Regions from separate parts of the Homo sapiens genome. Here all the other regions are linked to region 1. Evidence: chromatin contacts called from ENCODE Hi-C or POLR2A ChIA-PET data. All regions are on one chromosome and are shown on one strand. The core of a region is the stretch at or near the end of the contact, and the rest is flanking DNA. Distances in the headings are between cores, read along the strand shown. Region 1 has its middle 26 kb from the start of RGL1. Region 2 overlaps RGL1 (ral guanine nucleotide dissociation stimulator like 1). Region 3 overlaps RGL1 (ral guanine nucleotide dissociation stimulator like 1).

The links. Hi-C counts contacts between places; a loop is a spot of excess contacts on that map. ChIA-PET counts read pairs that join two places held with the same protein, here RNA polymerase II (POLR2A). Pooled maps may share reads with other maps.
Region 2: a loop to region 1 is called in a map of A673, with 5 times the contacts of the local background. The contact joins two enhancer-like sites. A Hi-C loop is called at or near these places in 1 of 168 maps with a recorded cell type or tissue (A673). POLR2A ChIA-PET finds 5 or more read pairs at or near these places in 2 of 52 experiments (A673 and activated B cell).
Region 3: a loop to region 1 is called in a map of A673, with 5 times the contacts of the local background. The contact joins two enhancer-like sites. A Hi-C loop is called at or near these places in 2 of 168 maps with a recorded cell type or tissue (A673 and OCI-LY7) and 2 of 50 pooled maps. POLR2A ChIA-PET finds 5 or more read pairs at or near these places in 2 of 52 experiments (B cell and IMR-90).

The regions. Positions count from the first base shown.
Region 1 is chr1:183,776,503-183,781,085 of GRCh38, reverse strand. It overlaps a transcript of RGL1 not described here. Among named protein-coding and RNA genes, the nearest start is that of RGL1, 26 kb to the left of the region's middle. Within about 2 kb of position 2,890, at least 2 of the 41 ENCODE cell types and tissues checked have a DNase peak (open chromatin) inside an H3K27ac peak, as active enhancers do; they include A673, where a contact is called at or near this core.
Region 2 is chr1:183,886,263-183,890,845 of GRCh38, reverse strand. RGL1 (ral guanine nucleotide dissociation stimulator like 1) reads right to left here. Exons shown (of 18, transcript NM_001297671.3): 8 at 2,269-2,372. Among named protein-coding and RNA genes, the nearest start is that of RGL1, 83 kb to the right of the region's middle. Within about 2 kb of position 2,310, at least 3 of the 41 ENCODE cell types and tissues checked have a DNase peak (open chromatin) inside an H3K27ac peak, as active enhancers do; they include A673, where a contact is called at or near this core.
Region 3 is chr1:183,840,053-183,844,635 of GRCh38, reverse strand. All of the region lies in intron 2 of RGL1 (ral guanine nucleotide dissociation stimulator like 1), which reads right to left. Among named protein-coding and RNA genes, the nearest start is that of RGL1, 37 kb to the right of the region's middle. RefSeq lists an enhancer at 2,799-2,848. Within about 2 kb of position 1,899, at least 18 of the 41 ENCODE cell types and tissues checked have a DNase peak (open chromatin) inside an H3K27ac peak, as active enhancers do; they include A673, where a contact is called at or near this core.

The sequences.
Region 1 (4,583 bases), core at 1,641-4,140:
ATCCATAAAGTCGGAAGGATCACTCTTATCCCTGCCCCATCCCTCTGGCCAATGGAAAGGCTAGAAAAGAGGTGCTTGGAGGAAATGTTGACAAACCTACTTAGCAATAGGCCCTGAAGTGTGAGGAATATAAACCAGCTGCAGAGAACTGGCCTTCAGGAGCTGCTGGTGGCTCCATTGCCACGGAACAGCATGACTCCTTTGTTTTCTTGGGCCTGGGAAAGGAAAAATGTCTTTTACTCTTGTGTACAGTCTTGAACTGCAGCTTCATTAATCCATTTCATGGTCAGGGCTATTGTGGCATATTTCATTATTTATCCAGACAGTATGAAGAGGTAAGGCAAAACTGAGACTCAAAAGAGTCCACCGCGCTGAAAGTATCACCTATCATACACCTTTTGTTGTGACACATGTAGAGGCTTTCTATTGGCCAAAACCTATCCTCAAGCCTGTATACAAATCCTATAAAATAAGCATGACTTTAACATTTTTTTTCCTACCTGATGGTAATCCCATAAAGCACTGAATCTCCCCCTCTTCTCACTCACCATCCAAGCATTCAGTGCTGGGGCAGAAGAGGGCAGGTTGGCAAAATGAGAAGACTTATTGGATAATTTCTAAATGCTGAAGCTTCTTCAGGGAAGCAAACTTCCTGCCCAGGGCAGGTTACTTCAGCTAGTTACAGCACAGGGCTAATGAGGCCAAGGTCATGAGCTTGTTTACCCTGAGGGCCAATTAACTTTGATCTACTTTATGGCCACATCCTGTATCCCTCAATCCAAACAGCTGTTTCAAAAATGGATGCCCTTGACGACAAGGAGGACTGCTCCAAAGTAAAATAGATGTAACAGTTCAAATTTATCATGCTCCTGAAAAATGACGCAAAGCATATTAGAAACATTATGAACCCACATTTCCACCAAAATAATTATTTGCAAAAAATCAAGTCACCCAGCACATTAAGAATGTTGCACCCATTCACAGGTATTCTCCCAGGGAGGAAACTGGAATCAAGGTGAGTTTTATCAAATTCTATATCCTTTATATCTCACTAAGTATTTTATATAAAACTAAACTGAATCAACATTTTAGACACTATTTGATCTGAGCATTCTTCATGCTAATTAGATACTGATTTTCTCTTTTATGAATTGATAGTTATTTCAATTGACCCATTTCCTCCTTCACAAATACATTCTTCACCCACACACTATGCATAAAATACCTTCTGTTTTCAATTGGCTTGCAGAACTCAACACTGATGCTTTCCTATCATTCAAAAAAAAAAAGATACAAATTTACAAACTATCTTTCCTCAAACTTCTACACAAGTCCTTGTTTTTTAAAGTTTCCAACACAATCCACAAACCCAGACCTAGAGCAAACTTTGGGGCTATCTCACACACTCACCTTGACCCAGAATTAACTGTGGGGGCTACCTCACACACTGTCCTAGAATTAGCATCGAGAGTCATCTTACACACTCATCGTGAAACCTGAGCACGTCTTGATCTCAAGATAATAAAAAGAAATTTTGGCCAGGCACGGTGGCTCATGCCTGTAATCCCAGCAACTTTGGGAGGCTGAGGTGGGTAGATCACTTGAGGTCAGGAGTTCAAGACCAGCCTGGCCAACATGGTGAAACTTCATCTTTACTAAATATACAAAAATTAGCTGGGCGAGGTGGCACATGCCTGAAATCCCAGCTACTAAGGAGGCTGAGGCAGGAGAATTTCTTGAACCCAGGAGGCAGAGGTTGCAGTGAGCCAAGATCCAGCCTGGGTGACATTGCATTCCAGCCTGGACGACAAAGCAAGACTATAAGAAAGAAAGAAGAGGAAGGAAGGTGGGAGGGAGGGAAGGAAGGAAGGAAGGAAGGAAGGAAGGAAGGAAGGAAGGAAGGAAGGAAGGAAGGAAGGAAGGAAGGGAAAATTTTGAAATTTTGCAATGCTCCAAATAAGAATCACCACTTCTAATGAACAGCTACACAGCTTCCTTACTGATAGCAGTCTGTCCTCCAGGGGAGGAGGAAGTTTCCCCTTCTTTCTTCCTCCCAGCCACCTAATAGGTGTCCATGAAAGACTGAGAGAAAAGTCTAAGCGGAGCACCAGTTGTACCAGTGCCAGGTGTACAATTCTGCCAGGGGGTTGGCACAGGACCATCTCTTACAGAAACTGCTCCACCTATCACGGCCCATTTGTCTTCAAAGGAGCACTGAATCCAGGCCTCAGGAAAGATGCAGACAATTCCCTAAAGGATGAGCCCTCTTTTGTAATGATCTGGGAAAATATGTCAATCTGCTCAGAGAGACTTATGCTGACCATGTATATTTTGATCCAAAACCTGAGACATGTAGCTGAACCATAGATGACATACATCAAATCAGACTGAGGACAGAGAATTTGGAATATAGAATCCAGACCCTTTTTCCCATCCTAGATTTTCCATTCTCCCCAACTTCTTTAAAGAACCCTCCCAGTTCTCCATGGGCTATCAAGCCTCCCCACAGTTTCTCTGTTTACCCCCATAAAGGACAGAAACATATCATATAAAATAAGGTGTCCCAAATCCCTGAAACCATAAAGGATTATATATAAACATCATTTTATTTAGTAAAACTTTACATAGTATACAGTTTTCCCCATACTACTTGTTTATGAGGTCACTAGGAAAACCCCTACTCTTTTATGTCTTCCCTCTCCTGTTTATGTTTGATATCCTCCCTTCTCCCCCGCTAGATTTTTCCTTCTTTCCTATCCTATAGTACAGAGCCCCTTTTCTTCTTTACTGTATAATTCTAAACACAAGCGCTGCCAATAACCCTAAGCTATGCTGCATCATGCTGATTTGCACCAGCTGTGCCTTATGGCGGTTAACCCATGCTTATAACAGGGTCTCCTTAGATCTTCCTGTGAGAACAAAATCCACATACACATCTAAAAGTCACAACCAGTGAGGTGGAAAGTGAGCCAAAAATAAATAGATCCTGCTTTGAACTACTGATCACATTAAATAAGAAAAAAATACAGAGCTGGAGGAAAGAAAAATGCTACCCCGAGCTGCAGCTTAAAAATTTTCTTGGACACATGAAACAAACTGTAAAGATAATCTATCCCTTCAAACATCCCACTTCCAAATGAGATGTTAATTTTCTCAGTATCAATAGGGTTGGGGAGAAAGGAAGATCAGGGTAGGGAGTGAAGGAAAGGAAGACTATCATCATGCAGAATTCAAATGACAATAAAAAGTACATAAAACTCAAACGACAATAAAAAGTATACTCTAAAATTAAAAGCTAATGGCCAGGAACTTTGTCATGTAATTAGAGTTTGCAAAGCTTAGAGTCTTTGAAAATCTTAGATAATTGTAAAAACCAAGTCCATAGAGCAACAGTTGGGAATTAGAGTATAATGTTATTCTGCAACTTTGGGCAAATCACAATCTCAGATCATCAGTTTTCCTATGAGCTCCCTCCCTGAGGAGTCACAGGCAAGGTCACCAAATGGTTTGTGTATTCTGAATTATCTGGACCGCTTATTTTCCATTATGAAACCTTGTGTAATCGTCCTATGTTTGAACACGATGAGACATTGCAAATGACTGTCATTAGAATGTAATCCTCCTTCATCCCTGCCCCAGAGCAACTGTGTTCTAGATTCTCCAAACCAAACTCAAGTTGTCCTAGCTCCATAGGATAATGGACACATGCCATTGGTTTTGTTAAAAGAAAAATCTTCCAGATTGTAAAATTATTTATTAGTTTTACAAACTCTGGCTAACCTCAAGATCCGGGACACAAACATAATCCATCTGATGCAAGAAAATGTCAGCAGTATACGAAAATTAAGATAAAGTTAACTTTGTATTACAAAGCTTATGTACTTACAAGTTAGCTTCCCAAAGGCTATCTTCAAGTCTGTTTCTCTGAAAGTCCAAAAAGAAATTAAACAAACCACTGCTAATATCTTCTGCTGATGGTAGGCAGAACTGATACACTTTGGCTCAGGACAGCTTCGATCCATCTATAAAAGTCCTTAGGTTGAAAATGTGTAGGAGACAAAACCTCTATGCTCATTTTATTCACTTGAAATACAGTAAGTTTCTGTCCATTAAAAATAGCAGCACCATGATTCTGGGCTCCCCAGAAACCACAGCATTCCATCAGACTTCAAGCACTGAATTATTGCTTCCTAAGCACCACAACATTAGTACAAAAAATGGAGACCTCGCTAACAGTGACAGATGGGGGTCATGTTTTTGTGGATGAACTCTCCCCAGGAGGTACAAAGCTTCATGGCCTTTCATGATCAGACCCCTGCCCTCTTCGCAAGCCTTGTCTGTCCCCCACCTTCTATCTTGAACCCTATGCTCCATCCATATTGAACTATTCTTCATTCTCCATTCCCTGTAGTCTCTAGTATGTGCTTTTTCTTGTCCATGGGACACTCCCCGCCTCCATCCCTCACTCCTGTTCATTCTCTGCCTGCCAGTTTATACATCACTTACTCCTACACATCATTAATTCCTCTTAGCTTTTCCGAATCTCCTAAATCCAGGTAAAATGTGCCGCATAATGTGCTGTT
Region 2 (4,583 bases), core at 1,061-3,560, 110 kb before region 1:
CCCTTTAGCTATCACCCTGGGACCCTACCGTCCTCCCAGTCCCAGCCCTAGGTAACCACTGATCTACATTCCGTGTCCATAGATTTGCTGATTCTGGACATTTCATATACAAGTCCAAGTATATGATACGTAGCTGTTGTGGCTGGCTTTTTAAATTTAGCATGTTTTCAAGGTTCCTTCATGTTACACCATGTATCAGTACTACACTCCTTTTATGCCTGCAAAATATTCCACTGTATAGATGTACCATGTCCAAATAAGTTATCTTAATCCTGTTCCTTGAATTTAGCAATGGAGAACATGTAAAGCTGATATAGAAGTGTGTTCTCTAAGGAACTGTGACACTTCTGTAGTGTCCTTGCTAAAACACATACAAACCAACTAAGAAACAAACCAGAAACATATGTTACACAGAATGCAGCTTAGAGGGTTTTTCCTTTGTCTTTAGAAAATAGTTTTAAAAGCCAGCTAGAATAAATCTTTTCATATGGCAGCCAAGGAGACTAAGATACAAGTCCATTAATTTTTTTTGCTCATGTTTTAGTCTCAAACTTGCTGTGGAAGAAATCTTAGGCTGGTTACGTGACTTTCCTTAGTGTTCTTTTTTCAACCATCAAAGAAAGGATTACCTTTCGTGGCAATCAGACAAGGTTGCAATCAATTGAGTAAGGCTACATTTTAACACTTGACTGTCCCTTTGTTTTTGATACTATACTACAGTTGAGTGGAGAGTGGTGGTAAGGGAAAGAAGAGGTGAAGTGGAGGTGTGAAGGGTGGGGACACTGCATGCTTCTGATTTTCCCATCGCATTTCACCAGGGCCTATCAAGTAATGATTTTATATGACCCCATCGTTCTTAAGGAGAAATGTGCAGAGGAAAATCAACCAACTAATCTCTCTTTAATACACACAATCACCTTGATTATTCAAAATAGAGAAGAAAGAACCTAAAAAAAGAATAATAATCAAGAAAATTGCATTGGTCTTTGAAAAGCCTGCTAGTTCTTCTACTGATAAATATTGATGTCATAAACAAAGCACGAGCTTTGGAGTGCAAGTAGCTGTGGCTTCTACAGCTCTGTAACATGAGGCATTATAAACATCCACTTTATTTTTTTCTTTTTACCCATCAAAGAATCACCTAATAAATAATTTGGCTTACACCAAGTAGACTATCCCCTGAACGAGAATATGAGCTTATCAGCAAGCTTGAGGATTCTGGCACTCATTTTTCAGCATAAATTTATGAAACTCTGGTTTACCAGCTTGGGGCTCTTGCAAATTCAAACAATGCCAGTCTCTTAGGGCTTGATCAACTCTGAGTAAACTTATGAAACTGAGGACCCAGACCTTCCATTCTGCCCCACTAAGGCAGCCTGGCTGGGAAGCCAGCTGGCATCCCTCTCCTCCTAACTGAAACTGACTATACCACATGTGGTATAGACCATACAGAATTTATAGATTCTTCCCTGATATAGCCTAACTTCCTGACTAGTTCAAACCTGGGCAAACTTGTTGAATGTAGCTGGCCTAGTTGTACTCATGACACAATCCCCAGCCTCTAAATCTGTAGTGACAGAGAATCAGAACTGCCCCCTCCCTCACCTTTCCTTCCTTTGCACAAAGTTCTTTGATCTACAGTGAAGTTCCGGAAATGGAAGTGATGGCAGTAGTGCAAAAATCAGGAAACCAAGTTGTTAATTATTCCAACGGTTGCACCAAGAAATATGAAGAAAAACAGCATAGGATGTGGCCAGTTAATAATTTCAGGTACTTAGGAAAGAACATTTAAAGGTTTTTAATGCCAATAAGATAGTTTTTAAAATGCTGAAACTAAAAGGACAACTAAATAGTTTCCTACTGAACATCAAGAACTAATGTCCTATCTGCACACATTACCCCTTGAGTCCTAAAATAGCTTAGGGCTTTGTAGTGAGGCTGAAAAATAACCAGAAGTAATGGCAAATTGCTGTAACTTCATCACTCCACAACCTTATCCCTCAAAATCCAGATAATAAGCACATCCTTCAAATCATCCCCAAAGCCAATAATCTTGGCTTTGGTATACTTAGAATGAGTTTGATTTCTGCAGGAGCCCTGCCTCAAAAGTCATTAATGATTATGTGTAAGATGCACCCTGCCTGAAACACACAGAGGATTTCAAATATGTTTCTCTAGTTATGCGATACAAGCTTTGAAGGTGAGGACTCATCACAACCACTAATTATCCCGGCCAAAGAAAAGCAGAGCAAACACTTGGGAACTTACCTTGGGACGGCAGCCCAAGTCTTTTTTAACCGATAGATGGAATTAGACTGCAGTGCCGAAACGATGGCCCTCAAGGAGGAAAAATTCTTCAGGAGTCTACATTCCTGCATGGGGAGTGATTAAAACATAAAAGGCATTTAACTATCAATATTACAATGACTTGGTGGTTTCCTGTTTTAGAGGTATCACAGCTGCTATGAATTCTTACCACAAAATAGGCAGCTGTATAAATAGTGAACATCAAAAAGTGGCTCCTTCCTCCCACCCCAGTCATCGAAACACTTTATAGATTTTGGCACAGTATGCTTGTTTTTCTCTCGTCAATATATTTTTTTGTGTTGTTGTTACAGTTTTATAGTTTCCAGCTTTCCTAGTAAAAACACTAATGGAGGTAAGTCTACAGAGCTATGCTAGAAAGAGCAACTTTCTTCTGCTGAAAGCACACAGATGTCCTAAAAATATGCACTTTAGATCTTCTTTAGATCCCAAAATGAGCTGGGCAGCAGCCACTTTGAGGTCAGATGGTATTGAACATCTCATCACCAACCCTTGTCCACAGAGGTGTATATAATTTGGCAATAAAAATTCACCACAAGTTGAACTTTGGCTTTTATGCTCTTAGCCAAGGGGGGATATTTTTATACACATTCATTTGGTTTCAAATTGGCTTGTCCTGCAACCATAAACATTCAAAAACACCTTGGTACTTCAATGCTTCCAAAATAACTCGGCCTTTTAAAATAAAATTCATTTTGGCAATGTTTTAAAACAAAATAGAAAGAGAACAGGAAACATTCTGGATGCCATTTTCTGGGTAAGGAGAGAGGCTCCCTATTTAAACTTAAGCTACCATAAGGAGCCTGTAGCATCAGCAGTTAGTGACCTTGGAGTCAAAGTCCTGTGACTGAATAGCAGGGACAGCAAAACAGACAGGGAGAAAGTCCCATTCTTGGCTGGCATGGGGAAGGTAGCAACGTGAGGAGACTGGACCAGGCCTTATGTCAAAGGAGATGCTTCATATACAGGCACATGACAGCGTACTAGGCCCAGTGTTTACAAGTGAGTACACCATGTGAGCACGTATTTGGTTTTGTGTAGAGTATCTCAGGTAAGAAGTCCCAGAGTGATTGGGCATAAATGTAAATCACTTCGAGAATCATTTCACAAAGAAATGTTAATCCTGAATACGAAGGAAAAACAGCACTCTAATTTAGCATGCCAAAATCTGGACACTGAAAACTATGCCAAACAAACCCTCAAACATTTTCTTTAGAGTAAATGCCAAAGTACTTAATAAAAGTCATGTCCACCCTTTTTAAATGCCTCAATGTCCTCCCCTTATTTGGAAAGATATAAAGAGAAAGAGAGAAGAAGGAGGGGAAGGAGGGAGGGAGGGAGGAAAAGAGGGAGGGAGGGAGGGGAAGAGAGAGAGAACAAGAGAAATGTTCTGAATTGCAATCTGGAAACTAAGCCTATGGGAGCATGGTTCAACAAAGGTTCACAAAAGTTATATTCTAAAAATCAGGAAACTTGCAATAAAAAAAGGAACTCAGGAACAGATACATCATGCAAATTGAAATAAACACATGGAACACATTATTCAAAAAGAGGTTTAAACTAAGGGTTTAAAGGAGTACAAAAGGCATCTGGTCCCATTTCTAGAAAAAGAGGCATCTTCCAGGAGATGTGATGCAAAAGTAAAAACATACCATTAAGGGCAGTCCAAGAAAATATAGTCATATTAGGTCAGAAAAATTTTCTTTTTCAAATATCCTTTCAATAGAAATTGACTACGATGAATGCAGGAAAGGTAAAATAAATCTTGGTAGCAAACCACTGGTAAGCCTCATTATTTTATTACATTTCCCTACACAATTGTAAAAGATACAACATACTCAGTATTAGGAAGTGATATCACCAAAAAAAAAGTAAGAGCCCTTGGCTTTATTAGCACATGATATGGGATTTGAAATATACTTCAAATGATTCAACTTGCATTTCTTATTACTACATAAATGCACAATTTACATTCAATTTGGACCAAAAGTCATCGCTTGAGCCCCACTATGTCACATACACAGATGCTATATTGTCACTATAGCCAAAGTAGTTGAATGAATTAGGGGTAGACAGTCTGCTTTTGAGACATGCTGTGACACTTATGGCAAAAAAAAAAATAATTCCTTATCATTCTAAAAAAACAGAGAACTTCTACACTATATCTCACTCACAACTTCTTTTGTATCTCTTACTTGCTGAGCAATAAGCTCGATTTAGAATAGGAGAAATAGAAGTTGTTTATGCAACTTACACTC
Region 3 (4,583 bases), core at 650-3,149, 65 kb before region 1:
TTATTAATTATTTGGTTCACTGTTGCTTGAAGTGTGTGCCGTAAAACACTAGTTCCAAAAAAAACTCCTATGGTCAAGTTTGGGAACTATAGAGTTCAACAAAGTCAATGATATCTCTTTACTGCAGAATTTCTCATATGCCAACGGTGTTATTCAACTCCAAGAGAGGGGTATGGTATGCAGCATTTCCAGATGGATTTCTCTTTAGTCTGAGAGCATCTTGCAGAACTTCAGAATGCACATACTTTGAAAAATTTTGGCTTATTAAATTACTGTAATGCATTTAAAACTTAACTCATATTTACCACTTTTCATTTAAAAAAGAAAAATCAAAACATTATAAAATATAATGTTAATTTTTATTTTCAAATGTGTATTCCTTTGATCTCTTTATTAATACAAAAATGTCAGGATGTTTTGTGTTTTGTACCTTGTCACTTCAAAAGACCTGGCCAAAATAATTGTCAGCCTGCATGATATTCAAAAGTAGCAGTTAGAAAATATACTTCAGGATGGGAGCGGTGGCTCACGCCTGTAATCCCAGCACTTCGGGAGGCCAAGGGGGGTGGATCACCTGAGGTCAGGAGTTCAAGAACAGCCTGGCCAACATAGTAAAACCCCATCTCTACTAAAAATACAAAATCAGCCACGTGTAATGTGCGTGCCTGTAGTCTCAGCTACTCAGGAAGCTGAGGCAGGAGAATCACTTGAACCCAGGAAGCGGAGGTTGCAGTGGGCTGGAGATTGTGCCACTGCACTCCAGCCTGGGCAACAGAGCGAGACTCCATCTCAAAAGCAAACAAACAAAAAAAAACATGAAAATATACTTCAATGTTAAATATTAACAACAATAAAAGGAATGGCTTCTCAGTGGTTAGGGATAGTCAAACTCTGATTTAAATCAAGCTTCCTCGCCTTGTGATAATAACAGTGTTCCCTTACCAAACAATGTTGAAATTTGACGATTCTTATTTTACTTACAATGGAAACTCTACTTTAATTCTAAATCCTTCTTATCAAAAGTGATGATTATTTAAAAGAACTATTTTTTCACCGAGTATTGACGTGTCCCAAAATTCAAACACAGAGAAAAATGCTTGTCAAAGGACCTGATGAAGTGGGTCCCATTTCCTGCCAGAAAGCAGAGATTTGGCAGAAAGCCAGGGTTCTCCCTTGGGAATGGAATTATGTTTCTCATTAACCCAGCCCCTCTCTTTCAGTACTTTCTTACTCGGAAAAAATTTCAATATGCATACATGATTCCTGTAAGTCCCTTTAACAGTATTTGTTCCTCAGGGTTTGCATCTGTGCATTAGGAAGAACCACATATGACCTAACAGAAGACTAATAAAATATTTTGAAAATTTAGATTTAAAAAATAATTTTCAAAGTGAACATCAATGACAATATCATAAAATAAGTATAGAATTGCTCTTGTGCCTACAATCATTCTCACACAAAATAACAATGCATGTTAAGTTATCAGAGAATTTGCTTAATGTCATTTTCTGTAGAACTGCTAAATATCCTAATACCTGCTTATTATGGCAGGGGAAAGATCTGATGACTTCTAATTTGCCAACATTCAAATAGAGTACATTTCTTATGAAACAAAAACTTAAAATGATCTGCTTACCACTGAAATTATTTTGAAATGAAACTGTACAGAGGGGAAACACAAAAAATACTCTGCCATATGGCCCGACAAGAGAAGCTAAAATGTTAAAAGTTTCATTTTTGCAAGAAAAGATTCCTATAGGTCTGTAAGTGTTTTAAGAGACTTTAGGACCTGTTTTTGCTTATATTATCTTAGTAACTTTGAATTATTAAGTTGAAGACGAAAGGGGTGGAACCCTTGTCAGACAAGTGCTTAATAACCCAGACTTAGAAAGCAAGACACGGAGGCCTGAGCCTGTCCTGTGGGTTAGCACGCTAACAGGAAACAGCTCAATCTGGATTTAATCATAGACCGTCGCTTTACTGACAAGATCACGGTACTGTGACCACAAAAATGTTTCATGTTTGTTTTTTTGGTTGATCTTTGTGCCTTTAGAATCCAGCTTTTTCTAAGAGAACATGTCTGAGTCCTATGGGGTAAATATCTAAAACTGTGCCCAAGTGTCCTACCAGGTAATTTCCATAATTATCGATTTTGGCATGAGACGGAGAGGAAAAAGGGCATGTGAGAGATGAAAGATGCCATATTTCAATTCCGTTTCCAGTCATGGAAAAATAAACTCTTTCACCTTCTAAAACATAAACTGTTAACCAGTTGGGTGTTTCTAATTTGAAAAAAAAAAAAAGTCCCTTCAATCAAAATAATAATTCAGTCATCTGATAGTTTAACAGGGAACGTGTTAAGCAAACAACCTCATTAGGATGGAGACAGTATGGAGTCCTCCACACCATGATCACTCTTCAGTATATCAGTTCTCAGGCATCTTGGCCTGAGCAGCAAAGTAAATAGTGAGTACTATTCCAGCTGTTAACTCCCTCCAAAAATCTAAAACCCACACCCAATCCCTACATTCATCCCCAAACACCAAAAGTAAGTTTTATGCTTCCTTTTCATATGCCCTACAACCACTATCCAGCAACAACAAACCACCACAATACAGGCTGAGGATCTTTTATCTCAAATTCTTGGGACTGAAAGTGGTTTGGATTTCAGAATTTTTCAGATTTTGAAATATTCCCACTATACTTACCATTCAAGTATCCCCATTCTGAAAATCCAAACTGCAAAACACTGCAATAAGCATGGATGTTGGAGCACTTTGAATTTCGGTTTTAAGATTAAGGATACTCCACCTGTATAGGAAAACCCACAAGCTGACTCACAAATAAGCTCTGCTCATCTCTCCATATTACTCAACTGCATAAATTTCTTTGCCATGCAACAAAATTTGCATCATTCTCTCAGCAGAAATCATGTATGTAATGACACCCAGCAGAACATGACAAGGCCAATACACCTGAGTACTACAGTGACTATTTACACACAGGACACTCAGAGATGTTAAGGTAAAGTCTAGAAAATACTTTAGGGCCCATGATGTCAAGCTCAACATGAGGTTCTGCCTTGTGTGAACTTTTATTAGGTTGGTGCAAAGGTGATTATGGCTTTTGCCATTAAAAATAGTGGCAAACTTAACAAAACTTAAACCAAAACTTGTCACAATCACCTTTGTGCTAACCTAATATTGGGTGGGAAGTCACTTTTTTGCTAGGTTAGGGTTGACAGATAAATTACAGGATGCCCAGTGAAATTTTAATTTCAGAGAAATAATGAATAATTACATACTATGTGGTATAAGTATGTCCCATTCCATGTTTGGGATCTATGCATACTAAAAAAACCTATTTGTTATTTATCTGAATTTGAAATGTAATTGTGTATCCTGTATTTTTATGCTACTAGCACATACACAATGGCTGTCTTTTCCATTTATTCATCTACTTATTCAGCTACATATTAACTAAATGGTACTATGTGCCAGGCACTGTGCAAGGTACTAGACATATAAAGGTAAATAGCATGCAGTTCTGGCAACCAAGTTGTTCAGTCTGGTGAAGGAAACAGACACAAAGAAACCATTACAATAAAATGTGAGTAAAATGGTGGAGAGAGAGGCAAGACATGGAGGGAAGCACCAAGAGGGGCCCAGTGTAAAGGAGGTGTCAGAAAAGGCTTCTTAAGTAGGTTCTGTCTGCACTGGGTTGTTTTGTTTTGTTTGTTTGTTAGAGATGCAGTCCATCTCTATTGCCCAGGCCGCAGTACAGTGGTGCAATCAGGGTTCAATGCAGCCTCAACCTCCCATGCTCAAGCATTCCTCCCACCTCAGCCTCCCAAGTAGCTGGGACTACAGGCACGCACCACCCCAGCTAATTTATTTATTTATTTATTTATTATTTATTTATTTATTTATTTATTTTTTAGAGACAAGGCCTCGCTATATTGCCCAAGCTGGTCTCAAACTCCTGGACTCAAGCGATTCTCCCACCTTGGCCTCTCAAAGTGCTAGCATTACAGGCATGAGCCACCATACCTGGCCTGCACTGGGTTTCACATAATGAATGAGAGTTAACTATGTTGGGGAGGGCACAGCAGGCAGAGAAACAAGCATTAAAAAAGTCATGAAAACGCTATCCCAAAGTATGGAACTTTGACATGCTGAGGACTTTGAACTAAAGGAATTGGAAGGCCTCAGAAGCAGCCTCAGAAGCAAATTCTCTGACCTTTTCCTGCCCTCCTGTCTCCTACACTTCTTTCTCCCTTGAAGTGAATCATAGAAACCAGGATTCCTCCTTCCCAAGGTGAGTCATAGAAACTAGAACCCCCTCTTATCCTAAAGCAAGGCTTAAAGCCTGGAAATATTGCTCTAACCTCCCTCACCTTTTTGTTTAGAAGCTGACCATAAATTCTCTGACCTACCTTGTCTGATAGTAGATCATAAGACCCTCATTCCATAGGGGTCCTGGCCCACACCCAGGGGGAAAGAAGAATACTACAAAGAGTGGCCAGGAAGAATCTGAACAGACAGGCCTTGCTGGGTTCCCCCTTAGTCTATTACCATTAGATC